3 separate regions of the Homo sapiens genome follow, and all the other regions are linked to region 1. Evidence: chromatin contacts called from ENCODE Hi-C or POLR2A ChIA-PET data. All regions are on one chromosome and are shown on one strand. Each heading gives the region's core, a stretch centred on a gene start or an enhancer-like site at or near the end of the contact. The rest is flanking DNA. Distances are from core to core; before and after follow the strand shown. Region 1 holds the start of DDRGK1 (DDRGK domain containing 1). Region 2 holds the start of CENPB (centromere protein B). Region 3 holds the start of PANK2 (pantothenate kinase 2).

What was found. A loop is a pair of places that touch in the nucleus more often than their neighbours do. ChIA-PET counts read pairs that join two places held with the same protein, here RNA polymerase II (POLR2A). Pooled maps may share reads with other maps.
Region 2: a loop to region 1 is called in a pooled map, with 2.9 times the contacts of the local background. The contact joins the promoter of CENPB here to the promoter of DDRGK1 in region 1. A Hi-C loop is called at or near these places in 1 of 50 pooled maps. POLR2A ChIA-PET finds 5 or more read pairs at or near these places in 3 of 52 experiments (HepG2, Panc1 and activated B cell).
Region 3: a pooled map shows a loop between it and region 1 (9-fold over the local background). The contact joins the promoter of PANK2 here to the promoter of DDRGK1 in region 1. A Hi-C loop is called at or near these places in 1 of 37 single-sample maps with no recorded cell type and 6 of 50 pooled maps. POLR2A ChIA-PET finds 5 or more read pairs at or near these places in 3 of 52 experiments (CD8-positive, alpha-beta memory T cell, GM10248 and HEK293T).

The regions. Positions count from the first base shown.
Region 1 is chr20:3,203,432-3,208,019 of GRCh38, forward strand. It overlaps DDRGK1 (DDRGK domain containing 1), which reads right to left and starts at 1,251. Exons shown (of 9, transcript NM_023935.3): 1 at 1,106-1,251. The coding sequence starts at 1,196. It also overlaps a transcript of ITPA not described here. RefSeq lists an enhancer at 943-1,162.
Region 2 is chr20:3,785,357-3,789,445 of GRCh38, forward strand. CENPB (centromere protein B) reads right to left here and starts at 1,384. Exons shown (of 1, transcript NM_001810.6): 1 at 1-1,384. The coding sequence starts at 1,127. It also overlaps a transcript of CDC25B not described here. RefSeq lists enhancers at 80-790, 756-895, 791-1,500 and a silencer at 1,336-1,685.
Region 3 is chr20:3,887,383-3,891,573 of GRCh38, forward strand. PANK2 (pantothenate kinase 2) reads left to right here and starts at 2,005. Exons shown (of 7, transcript NM_001386393.1): 1 at 2,005-2,346. The coding sequence starts at 2,049. PANK2-AS1 (PANK2 antisense RNA 1) reads right to left here and starts at 1,791. Exons shown (of 2, transcript XR_001754478.3): 1 at 1,357-1,791; 2 at 1-1,167. RefSeq lists an enhancer at 1,080-1,631 and silencers at 1,640-1,699, 1,890-2,389.

The sequences.
Region 1 (4,588 bases), core at 1-2,500:
AAATGACAATGCTGCCTATAAGCCCAGCCCGGCCCATGGCAGGAGGAGCGGCAGCCCGGAAGCCTCACCTCCTCTGCTTAGCGGCCTGCTGCCCACAGCACAAGGCCCCGACTTCTCAGTCTGACTGGCAAGGCCTTTTCCACCAGGCCCACAGCTTGGTCCCAGGCGGGGGCTCAGCCCTTCCCTCGGGCCTGTGTGAATACTCCTCTCCCCTCCCGGCTCCACCTTTCCAGCTGGCCTGTCAGGAGGCCCCTATCCTGATGTCCCCAGCTCTCATCGAGTACCCCCTGCAGGAATCCACTGATTTCTCGCCTAACACCACCTGTGGTTTTATCTGGCTCCCCAGCCAGAGAGTACACTTCCCGGCGGTGGCCGAGCCTCCCCCGGGAAGACCTGCTGGATCTCCGCCTTCCCTCAGCGTGTCCCTTCCGCTCCTGGGAGCGCGCAGGTGCTCAGAGGTAGCTTGTGGGCCCAGGGAGCAGGAAAACACATATACAAACCCGCCCGCTGACCAGAAATGGGGGGAAAGAGGGAGGATGGGTGTATCTGTTCTGTGCCCTGGCCAATGACATGGCCTTCTGATCGGGGAGCGGATTGGGGAGGGAGAGTGGGCCCTCTCCTTGGCGGGAAGGGAGAGAGCTTCAGGAATTTCCTGGAGCCGCCTCGCGCTTCTCCAGCTCGTGGGGGACAGGCAGAAAATATTCAGATGCCCCCTTCCTGGCACCTGCTCTGGAGCCAGGCTGGGAGGAATGGAAAACCCCTGCGGCCTCCCTAACAGGTGCAGAGGGAAAGGGCCCCGACGGTGACGGATGGGAGTGTGCGCCGGCCAGGGCCTCAGGCCTTTGGAGGTATGGAGTTCCCGGGGGTGAAGAGAGGGATGAGGCCAGACTCTGGCTTGGAGTCGAGAGAAAGGGGTAGCGGCGCGGCCACCGATTCCAGGTAGGGCACTGCGGAAGCCCCACCCGGCACACGACTAGCGCACGGACGCGCATGCGTCCCGCCCGCCCAGGTGCGCACGCGCAGGAGCCGCGGCGCGACGGTCCACAAAGGCTCAGAAGGCCAGAAAACCCGGTACCACCAACCCTGGTGCAGCGGCATCTCCTACCTGATGCCGCCCGGCCCCGGCTGCGAGTCAGGAAGAGGATAAAGCCGACTAGCAGAGCCGCCGCTACCAAGTACCACACAGGCGCCACCATGACGAGGGCCTCAGTGCAGAACCACTGCGTCCACCCTGAGGCCGGGATCTCATAGGCCCCGCCCCTATTTCCCAATCTAGACTCCGCCCACTACTCGGAGCCCCGCCCAGCGGCACATCACAGAGAGGCTTTAATGTCAGACATTAAAATGAGTTTGGGGGGTGTAAAGAAACCCACAATGTTAAGAGGAAATTATAGCAGACGGTATGTCCAGTAGAAAACATCTATGTATGTTTTTTTTTTTTGAGACGGAGTCTCTGTCGCACAGGCTGGAGTGCGGTGGTGCGATCTCGGCTCACTGCAACCTCCACCTCCCAGGTTCAAGCGATTCTCCTGCCTCAGACTCCCGAGTAGCTGGGATTACAGGCGCCCGCCACCACGCCCGGCTAATTTTTGTATTTTTAGTAGAGATGGGGGTTTCACCGTGTTGGCCAGGCTGGTCTCGAACTCCTGACCTTGTGATCCACCCACCTTGGCCTCCCAAAGTGCTGGGATTACAGGCGTGAGCCACCGCGCCCGGACTATATATGTTTTAAAAATCACTAAACAATCCCACATAGTGTTTATGGAAACAACCGTGGAAAAAGTACGAAAAGAGGCTTGGGACTGATGCACACCAACTTCAGGATAGCGATTACCTCTAGGAGGAGGGAAGCGGGTTGGGGTTTTGCTGTATCTGTGACACTGAATTTCTTTCTTTCTTTCTTTCTTTTGAGGGGAAGGGGAGGGGAGGGGAGGGCAGTACTGGAATTTATTAAGCTTTTTGTATACATGATAACAGAAGTAAAGATTTATTTCAGGAGCCAGGCACAGAGGCTCGTCTGTTAACCCAATACTTTGGGAAGTCTAGGTAGAGGTGAGCCTAGGAGTTCAAGACCAGCCTGGGCAACATGATGAAACCCTGTCTCTACAAAATACAAAAATTAGCCAGGTGTGGTGGCATGCACCTGTGATTCCAGGTACTTGGGAAGATGAGGTGGGAAGATCACCTGAGCCCAGGGAGGTCGAGGCTGCAGTGAGCCATGATCATGCCAGTGCACTCCAGCCTGGGTGATAGAGTGAGACCCTGTCTCAGAAAATAAAAATAAATAAAAATAAATTCAGGACCAATGAACAATGGTGAGAAAGGGATTTGAAAAAATACGGGCCAGATGAGGTGGCTCTCCCCTGTAATCCTAGCACTTTGGGAGGCCGAGGTGGGCGGATCACTTCAGGTCAAGTGTTCAAAACCAGCCTAGCTGACGTGATGAAATCCTGTCTCTACTAAAAATACAAACAATGAGTGGGGCGTGGTGGCACATGCCTGTAATCCCAGCTACTCGGGAGGCTGAGGCAGGAGAATCACTTGAACCCAGGGGGCGGACGTTGCAGTGAGCCAAGATTGCACCACTGCACACCAGCCTGAGCGACAGAGCAAGACTCTGTCTCAAAAAAAAAAAAAAAAGAAAGAAAGAAAGAAAAAGAAAAAGAAAAAATATGGGCTGGGCGAGGTGGCTCACACCTGTAATCCCAGCACTTTGGGAGGCTGAGGTGGGTGGATCACCTGAACTCAGGAGTTTGAGACCAGCCTGACAAACACAGTGAAACCCTGTCTCTACTAAAAATACAAAATTAGCTTGGCGTGGTGGTGGGTGCCTGTAATCCCAGCTACTTGGGAGGCTGAGGCAGGAGAATCTCTCGAAGCCGGGAGGCAGAGGTTGCAGTGAGCCGAGATCACACTATTGCACTCCAGCCTGGGCAACAGAGTGAGACTCAGTCTCAAAAAAAAAAAAAAAAAAAAAAAAGCTGGGCACCGTGGCTCACGCCTACAATCCCAACCAACACTTTGGGAGGTCGAGGTGGGTGGATCACCTGAGGTCGGGAATTTGAGACCAGCCTGACCAACATGGAGAAACCCCATCTCTACTAAAAATACAAAATTAGCCGGGTGTGGTGGCTCATGCCCATAATCCCAGCACTTCGGGAGGCTGAGGCAGGCGGATCACGAGGTCAGGAGATCAAAACCATCCTGGCTAACACGGTGAAACCCCGTCTCTACTAAAAATACAAAAAAATTAGCCAGGCGTGGTGGTGGGCGCCTGTAGTCCCAGCTACTTGGGAGGCTGAGGCAGGAGAATGGTGGGGACCCGGGAGGCGGAGCTTGCAGTGAGCTGAGATCGCGCCACTGCACTCCAGCCTGGGCGACAGAGTGAGACTGTCTCAAAAAAAAAAAAAAAAGAAGAAGAAAGATACAAAAATTAACCAGGCATGGTGGTGCATGCCTGGAGTCCCAGCTACTCAGGAGGCTGAGGTGGGAGAACTGCTCGAACCCAATATGCAGAGGTTGCAGTGAGCCGGGACCACACCACTGTACTTCAGCCTGGGCAACAGAGCAAGACTCCATCTCAAAAAAAATAAATAAATAAAAGAATGAAAAAGAAAGTTATCTATGGACTTGTAATTATAGATGTCAGTTGTGATCTTTTTGTTTGTTGGTTTTTTGAGACAGGGTCTCACTCACATCACCCAGGCTAGAGTACAGTGGCACTCTTGGCTCACTGCAGCCTCGACTTCCCAGGCTCAGGTGATCCTCCCACCTCAGCCTCCTAAACAGCTGTGACTACAGGTGTGTGCCCCCAAGCCCAACTAATTTTTTGTATTTTTTGTAGAGACTGGGTTTCACCATGTTGTCTAGGCTTGTCTTGAACTCCTGGGATCAAGTGATCCACTGTGCCCAAGCTAGTTATCTTACATTACAGAACACCTACTATGTACCAGGAGCTGGGATTTAAGAATGAGAGGTGAGGCTGGGCACCGTGGCTCAAGCCTGTAATCTCAGCACTTTGGGAGGCTGAGGTGGAGGGATCTCCTGAGGTCAGGAGTTTGAGACCAGCCTGGTCAATATGGTGAAACCCCACCTCTACTAAAAGTACAAAAATTCACTGGGTGTGGTGGTGCATGTCTGTAATCCCAGCTACTCAGGAGGCTGAGGCAGGAGAATCCCTTGAACCCGGGAGTCGGAGGTTGAAGTGAGCCGAGATCGTGCCACTGCACTCAAGCCTGGGCGACAAGAGCAAGACTCCATCTCAAAACAACAACAACAACAACAACAAAACACAGTGGCTGATGCCTGTAATCCCAGCACTTAGGGAGGCCGAGGTGGGCATATCACGACGTCAGGAGTTCGAGACCAGCCTGGCCAACATGGTGAAACCCCGTCTCTACTAAAAATGCAGAAATTAGCTGGGCGTCGTGGGGGGTGCTTGTAGTCCCAGCTACTCAGGAGGCTGAGGCAGGAGAATCGCTTCAACCCAGGAGACAGAGGTTGCAGTGAGCCAAGATCATGCCATTGCACTCCAGGCCAGGTGACTAGAGCAAGACTCCGTCTCAAAAAAAAAAAAAAAAAAGAAAAA
Region 2 (4,089 bases), core at 134-2,633, 580 kb after region 1:
TCCACTGCCTGCCAGGCGGCAGCCACAAAGTGCAGGGCCTCCGTGAGACCCAGCTGCAGGCCTGAGGGATCCTGGCCCTCTAGCGCGGCCATGGCCTTGAGCAGCATGGCCTGGCGGTAGTGGCCCTTCACCTGCTGGACCACTCCCCTCTCCAGCGGATGCACGGTGCCGGGAGGGAAGAAGGCCAGCTGCACATGCCGCAGGCCCGAGGTGTCCAAGGACTGGGCAGCCAAGCGGCCGGCCAACAGCAGGACCCGGCGAGACTCTGCAGCCATTCGGGTGTCCAAGGCCTTCAAGTACTTGGCCAGGGCCTGGGTGGTGACACCACCCTTGGAGTTGGCGGTGTAGTCGCAGGGCAGGCCGGCTTGGCCTGCGCGGGGCTTGGCCGACTTGCCGGCCACCAGCGGGGGCAGCTTCTCGCTGCCGTCGGCATTGGCGCATAGCAGGACGCTCAGGCGCTGGGTGGCTTGACGCGGCCGTCCGTCGCCTCCGCACAGCCCCGCGGCCTGGTCGGGCAGGAAGTCGTACCATAGACTGGTCTCGGTGGCGCTGAACACGTCCTGCGAGGCGTAGCCCTCGGCCACCGACGGCGGCTGCTCCTCCCGAGCGCGCCAACCAGTAGTGCTCCCGCCACTGCCCTCCGAGGGCACCGCGGCCGGACTGGCAGGCGCCGCCGGGGTGCGGGGGGCAGCGTTTCGCGCGCGGGCGCGGGCCACGCCGCTGCAGGACACCACGCCGTGGCGCCGGCGGAAGCGGTCCAGCCAGCCGTTGGAGGCGGTGAAGTCGTCCATGCCCAGCTCCTCGGCTATGCGCAGCGCCTTCTCCTTGAGGATGATGCCCTTGACCGGCAGGCCGGCGGCGCGGATCTGCTGGAACCAGGCGATGAGCAAGCCCTCGAGCTTGTCGTAGGGAGACAGCTTGTTGGTCTTGCGGCAGGTGGAGGCCACCCCGTACTTGCGCTCCGACGCCAGGATGGCGCGCTTGTTCTTCAGGATCGTGCTCAGCGTGGACGGCGGGATGTTGAAGCGCCGCGCGATCTCGCCCTTGCGCAGGTCCGGATTCTCCTCCACCTCCTGGATGATCCGTGACTTCTCCCGGAACGTCAGCTGTCGCCTCTTGGGGCCCATCCCGGCGCGCCCCCCGCCCCGGGGCCCGGCGCCGCCGCCGCCGCCCCGGGGCGGGGGGCCCGGGCCCGTGGCGGGGGGCACCTGGCGGCCTCTCCCGCGCGCCCCGCCCGAGACAAAGCGGCTCGCGGGCGCGGCGGCGGGGCGACGACCCGGCCGGGCCGGGGGCACCTCCGGGGACGCCGGCGGGCGCGTCGCCGGGCGGCGGGCGGCAGGCGACGGGCGCAGACGAGGGCGGGCGGCGCGGGCGCGGAAGGCAGGAAGTGCCGCGGCGCGGGGAGCTGGGAGCGCGGCGAGCGGGGCGGAGCGGGCGGAGCGGGATCTCGCGGGAAGCGCGGGGACGCCCGGCGCCTCCTCCCCGCCCTCCGCGCCCACCCCCTTCCCGCCGCCGGGACATACCGCGGGGGGGCGCTGCGGCCTGCTGGACCTGCCCGTGCTGCGGCCTCCGGCGACCCGGCAGCGACGCGGGCGGGGACGCGGTGCATCGCTACTGCGCCCGGCGGACAGCGACTTGCTGCTCAAAAAGAATAAGAACCAGGGTTTTTGTTTGTTTTTTTTTTTTTTAATTAAGGTAAAAATAACGCACTTTTTTTTTTGCGGAACCTGAAAAATTCAAGAAGTTGAAAAACGCTTTTCACGTCACCTGGAGAGATGCACAGGTAACATTTTGATACATTTCCTTCCAGTCTTTTCTCTAGATGCATGTCGTTTTCTTTTTAAAAATTTATTATATAAAACTGGCATCAGACTGTATAGACTGTATATCTGGCATCTCCTGCTGTTTTACCTGGCATCAAGTAGTGAGAATTTTGCCATATCGGTAAGTATCATTGCCAACACGCTTTTTAATGATTGTGTAGCATTCCAGCTATGAATGAACACTAGCGTATGTAACCTATTGTTACACACTTAAGTTATTTTTAAAATCAGCATTACAGTTGTAAATCTATTTGATGGTGCTAATGACATTTTTAAAGTTCTAGTAATCCCACAACCCATAGATAAACACTCATAACATCTTGGTGTGTCACTTTCTGGGCTTTTCCATGCATATAGCCATAAATGTATGTGTTTGCACTTACAGAAATAACATCATGTATATACATAAGTGTGAATCCCTGAAGCCTCCCTCTCCTGCAGCAAAACATTAAAATGCCAAGCTCTTAAAACAATGAATGTATAGCTGTGTTTTTAAAAATCTCTTAGGGCAGCACTAAGGGGAACTCCAGCATTGGCAGAGGGGAAGGCTGTGACCCAGGGGGACAGGCTGAGGACCTGGGGCTGGATGAAGCTGTGGGTGAGTGTAGACAAAGAAGAAAAGAGGACCAAGGACAGTGCCCTGGGTCCTCCAAGGTTAAGGGCTCAAGAAAGAGGCCAGGTGCAGTGGCTCACGTCTGTAATCCCAGCACTTTAGGAGGCCGAAGCAGGCGGGACCACTTGAGATCAGGAGTTCAAGACCAGCCTGGCCAATATAGTGAAACTCCGTCTCTACTAAAAATACAAAAAATTAGCCAAGTGTGGTGGCACTCACCTGTAGTCCCAGCTATTCGGGAGGCTGAGGCAGGAGAATCGCTTGAGCCTGGGAGGCAGAGGTTGCAGGGAGCCAAGATCATGCCACTGCACTCCAGCCTGGGCAAAAGAGTGAGACTCCATCTCAAAAAAAAAGAAAGAAAGAAAGAAAGAACCAAATAGAGACTCTTGAAGTGGAGGAGCCCCTGAAGCAGGAGAAAAACCAGGCTACTGTGGCATTCTGGAAGCCAAAGGAAGAAAGTGTAACTCACTGCTGTTTTAGTGCAAATTTCTGTTTTCGTATGTTTCTTGGCCATTTGAATCCTGTGAATTTTCTAGTCATATCCTTTGACCATGTGTTTGTCTTTTTCTTGACTTTTAGGAGCTCTTTACATGCTCTGAAGAAAAGATCTTGTTAAGTATGTTGCAAATGTTTTCTCCCTGTCTGCCACTTGTCTAAGTTAGTTTAGGGAATCTTTTGGATATGAGAAGTTTTTAATCTTCAACCTGTCAATTTTTTCCTTATTGCTTCGGGGTTTTGTGTCTTACTTAGAGAGGACTTCCCTATCCCTGAGATATAAAAGATATTCTTTTAATCTCAAGGTCCAAAAGAACACGTGGGAGACTTTTCCAGAGCACTGCTTGGCCCAAGAGGAGTGTGTGGTCACTGGGCAAAAATGAATCTAAGATTACCTGGATGAGAACTCCTTGCCATGCATCTTTTCTTTCTTTCCTCTCTTTCATCCTTTTCCTTGTTTCTTTCCTTCCTTCCTTCCCTTCTTTCTTTCTCTTTCTCTCTTTTCCTTCCTTTCCTTCTTTCTTTCCTTCCTTCCTTCCCTTCTTTCTTTCTCTTTCTCTCTTTTCCTTCCTTTCCTTCTTTCTTTCCTTCCTTCCTTTCTCTTCCTTTCCTTTCCTTTCCTGTGGCCCCTCCTTAGTGCCATACAAAGGGCATTGGCACAATTACTTCTAGGACAGAAAAGCCACGCCCATCATATGCTGATGTCATAGCCATTTCCAGATACCTCGTCTACCCTTTGCCTGTAGCAGTGCACGGGGCCCATTTCCATCCCCTCTCAAGTGACCATTTCCCCCAGCAATCCATCTGAGGCCCCGGGCTTCCCCACCTCTTTCTGTAAGTCCCAGCTTTCTGCTTTTAGGACTGTTTGGGAAATCCATAACTCACCTTCTCTTCTTTTGGTCCAGCCTGCCCAGAGCTGTCCTTCAGGCCCCTCAGCAAGCTTTCCATTCTCCTTTTGTTTATTTGAGACAGGGTCTAGCTCTGTCACCCAGGACGGAGTACAGTTGCACGATCATAGTTCATTGCAGCCTCAGTCTCCTCAGTAGCTAGGACTACAGGCATGAGGCACCATGCCTGGCTAATTTTTAATTTTTTTTTTTGAGACGGAGTCTCACTGTGTTGCCCAGGCTGGGAGTGCAGTGGCGTGATCTCAGCTCA
Region 3 (4,191 bases), core at 755-3,254, 680 kb after region 1:
ACTGCAACCTCCGCCTACCGGATTCAAGTGACTCTCCTGCCTCAGCCTCCCAAGTAGCTGGGATTACAGGTGCCCACCACCACGCCCAACTAATTTTTGTGTTTGTTTTTTTTAGTAGAGACGGGGTTTCCCTGTGTTGGCCAGGCTGGTCTCGGACTCCTGACCTTGTGATTCGCACGCCTCGGCCTCCCAAAGTGCTGGGATTACAGGAGTTGAGCCACTGCGCCCGGCCGCTTTCTTTTGGTTATCATAAGGCGGGCAGTAGCTGAACTTCTCAGGAGTCCAAGCTCTGTCATTCTTTAGGCTTTGTGCTTCTGGATAAGTTACCTCATCATCCAAATGTTACTGCAAGGACTAAGTGAGATGTAGAGGCAGTGGGCAAATTGTGTAAAAATACTACTGTTTCAAGTGTTTTGATGTTGGAGTTCATCTTGCCAGCCAAGGGATGATGATACTTTGATTCTTCAGGATGATCAGAGCTCAGACTTGGACGGAAGCTCCCTCAGGTCAAGGAGGACCACATTTTTTGGGGGGTGGAGAGAGGAGGCAGAAAGAGAGGCAATGTCAGGCACTGAGATTTAGAAGAGTAGCTATAGCTGTTTTTGGTTCTTGTAGATCCGTCTGTGTTGGCTTCCTACAGGAGCTAGAATTTTCAGAGCTAGTCCTACAGTGAGGGGAGCTAACGTGGAGTGGGCGTGAGAATTCTATTCAGCAAGCACAAGCGAAGCTCAACCTTTTTGTTCAGCCTGCTACAACCAATCATTATGGGAGAGGGGAATAAGGATCACTGCCCAAGGGGCATTAGGATCACTGCCCAGTGGGCATTACAGTCTCCCCAGGGAGGCACTCTTTTTTATTTTTTATTTTTTTTGAGACGGAGTTTCGCTCTTGTTGCACAATGTTGGGTCACTGCAGCCTCCGCCACCCGGGTTCAAGCAATTTTCCTGCCTCAGCTTCCCAAGTAGCTGGGATTATAGGCATGGGCCACCACGCCCCGCTAATACGGAGGCACTTTTAATTAGCCCACAGTCCAGTGAAATTTGACGGAGTGAGGAAGTGACCTCAGAGTACAGAACGGGATGGGATCCTTCCGGGCTTGGGCAGCCTTTGGTAGTGGGGATGCTTGGAAGGGTCAGGGTCTCAGTCCTGGAGGTGACCAATTTTTCTCTCCAAAAGAGAAAGGAAGATGATTAAAAAAAAAATCCATGCTCCAAAGCGGCAGCCAAATCCTTCTATGGCCCCCAATGCATCACCCAGAAAGGGGCTCCAGACTCTCCTGCAAAAGGCCAACTCTACTTCCCGGCTCCCACTTCCCCTCCTTCGCCACAGGAGGGTGGCGAAGGATTTATAACCCACCTCTTTCTTTCAGTTGCCATGGAGACAAGCCCCAGTCCTTTCATTCCTTCTGGTACCTCTCTCTCCAACGCAGGCGGAAAGGAGGCGGCTTAGCCCAAACATGCTGGGGGAGGGGCTGGCGGCCTCGACGGCAGCTGCGGAACTAGGCCGAGGGACAAAGGCTAAGGTCAGCCGCGGTTCAAGCCCTTTCGTCTGCCGACGACCAGCGGCCAGACGCTGCGGGAGCACTGCTGGGCTGGAGGAGGGCTCGAGCTGCGAGGACGGCACGGAGCAGCGGGGTGGGACTCGGGGTCGCCCCAGGAGAGTTCCGCGGCCCGGGGGGGCAGAGGCATGCACAAGTGGGGGGCGGAAGGAGGGGGTGGATGAGGAGGCTCGGGCCCTTCCACCCACGCGTCCATTGGGCGGCGCCGCCATCACTCTCTTCTGGGCTACACCGCCTTCTCTTCCTCCGCGGAACCCGGATCCCCTCCTCCACCACCCTCTCCCCGCCCCGTCACGATAGCCTCTCATTGGACGGAGGCACGGTCAATCCTCCTCGAGTTAGGGAGCCGACTGGACGCGAGGCCTTTGGGCCGTCCCCAGCCTCGTCGGATTGGCTTCCTGCGCGTTGGCGCAACGGAAGAGGCGGCCGGCCGAGGGCGCGCCTCTGCTCTGGCTGGACTGCCGCGGAGGAGGCGAGAAGGAATCCGACGCTGGGGGGCTTGCTCGGGCGGCAGCGACTGCTGCTGCGGATGGGAGGGGGCCGGCTCGGCGCGCCCATGGAGCGCCACGGCAGGGCTTCCGCCACCTCCGTCTCGTCGGCTGGGGAGCAGGCGGCCGGGGACCCCGAAGGGCGGCGGCAGGAGCCACTGCGGCGCCGGGCGAGCAGCGCGTCGGTGCCCGCGGTCGGGGCCTCGGCTGAGGGCACGAGGCGGGATCGACTGGGCTCTTACAGCGGCCCCACCTCGGTCTCCCGCCAGCGCGTCGAAAGCCTGAGGAAAAAGCGGCCGCGTAAGTGTTCCGTGGGGCGCCCTCCCGGCCCGCCCTGCCCCCCCTTCCGGCCCACCCTGTCCCCTTCCGGCCCCGCCGCCGTTTTTCCCGCGCGCGGACACTGTCCCCGCACGGTGGTCCCTCGTTGGTGCGTGGCCTGACATCCGGCTGGAGGCCTCGGGTGCTCCGAAAGCGGTACCTTCGGGGGCCCCCCCGCACCCATTGGTATGCACTTCCCGCTTGTTGGAGTGGAGGGCTTTTCCCCAGGACCTGTCCTCCCTTTTCTTAGCTCCTTGGGCATTCTCTTCCTGAGGGTCACATGATTTTATCCTCGAGAAGGCTTCTTTTGACTCATTTCCACCTCCTTTCCTCCCAAATCCTTTGAATCCCCAATGTTTGTTTTCCGTGGGTTTCCAAAGAGCTGCTCTCTAATACTTTAAGTCCCTTTTATTCGTCAATTTCGGGCTTACTGGAAAATGGTGAACTGCCCCTTGAGTTGCACCAGGCCTGAAACTGTATTCCGTGCACCTCTAAGGTGGCTGCCCTTCTTCTCGTGAGAATCCAGGTCATCTCTCACCCACATATCCCCTCCGTTTTCCTTCTGTCTATTTGCAGGTACTCACGATTCAGAACTGTGGCATTCTGGGCATTAAGGCTCTTTGTTTTGAGGGGAAACAACATCTTTCTGAATTTTGCCTTGGGAGTTGCATACGCTCCTCCCAGAGAATCCGTTTCCCCATTTTATTAGGTTTCTTTTTCTGTGTTGTGTATTTTCTCCCCTTTACAAGTCTTCAATTCAGGACCGCTGCCTGGCAGCCATTGCTGCTGTTGAAAGTATCAATTGTCCTGATACTGTAATATGAGCTTTACAGTGTGATGCCATTTTACATATGGTTGGACTTTTTGGTGGGTGTTGCCAGATTCCTATTTCAGGAAATTGACTTGTTTAAATGCAGATTGTGAGAGGGAGGGAAAATGGCAAGATGTGAGATTTTTATTGAATAGTCTTCTACCTTAGCCCAGTCACCCAACTGCTTTTTTGAATCTTCTCTGATATGGATGATTAAATGTAGTTCTATTTTGCTGTGAAAAGTTTGGGAGTTTTCAGTTCTTTTGTCTTTTTCCATCTTCTTGCAACAGATTTGGAAAACAGATTCTTAACCTGTGCCATTTTCAGAGTCAGTCACCTAGTTTTGTTTTATTTGAGAAGCACCTGAGTTTGAAGCAATGCAAAATATGAGATCCTTCATGGTTTTGTATTACATCGTTGGAAATGGATGTAAATTCCAAAGATTCAGCAAATAAGAGTATAGCCATTAGCCACAAGGGTTTTTTTGGTTTGTTTTTTGTTTTTTACTTTGAGACAGCGTCTTGTTCTGTTGCCCAGGCTGAAGTGCAGTGGCATGATCATGGCTCATTGTGGCCTTAACCTCCTGGGCTCAAGCCATCCTCCTGCTTCAACCTCCTGCATTGCTGGGACTAAAGGCACGTGCCACTATGCCAGGCTAATTTTTCAATTTTTATTTTTTTAAATAGAGATGGGATCTCTTATGTTGCCCAGGCTGGTCTTGAATTCCTCCTGGTCTCAAGCGATCTTCCCACTTCGGCCTCCCAAAGTGCTGGGATATAGACGGGAGCCATTGTGCCCGACCTGGCAGTCGTCTACTAAGAGCTTTGGTAACTCATTAGCCTCGTGGCTCTGAGGTAGGTGGTAGTATTCCATTTTACAGATGAGAAAACTGGGACACGTTTGCCCGGTCAAATGGCTAGTGCGTTGTGAAATAGAAATGTAAACTCAGAATTGCTAGCTTCATAGCTTTTGCGGTGGACCACTGTGTTTTTCTGAATTATTTACGTTCTGTTAGT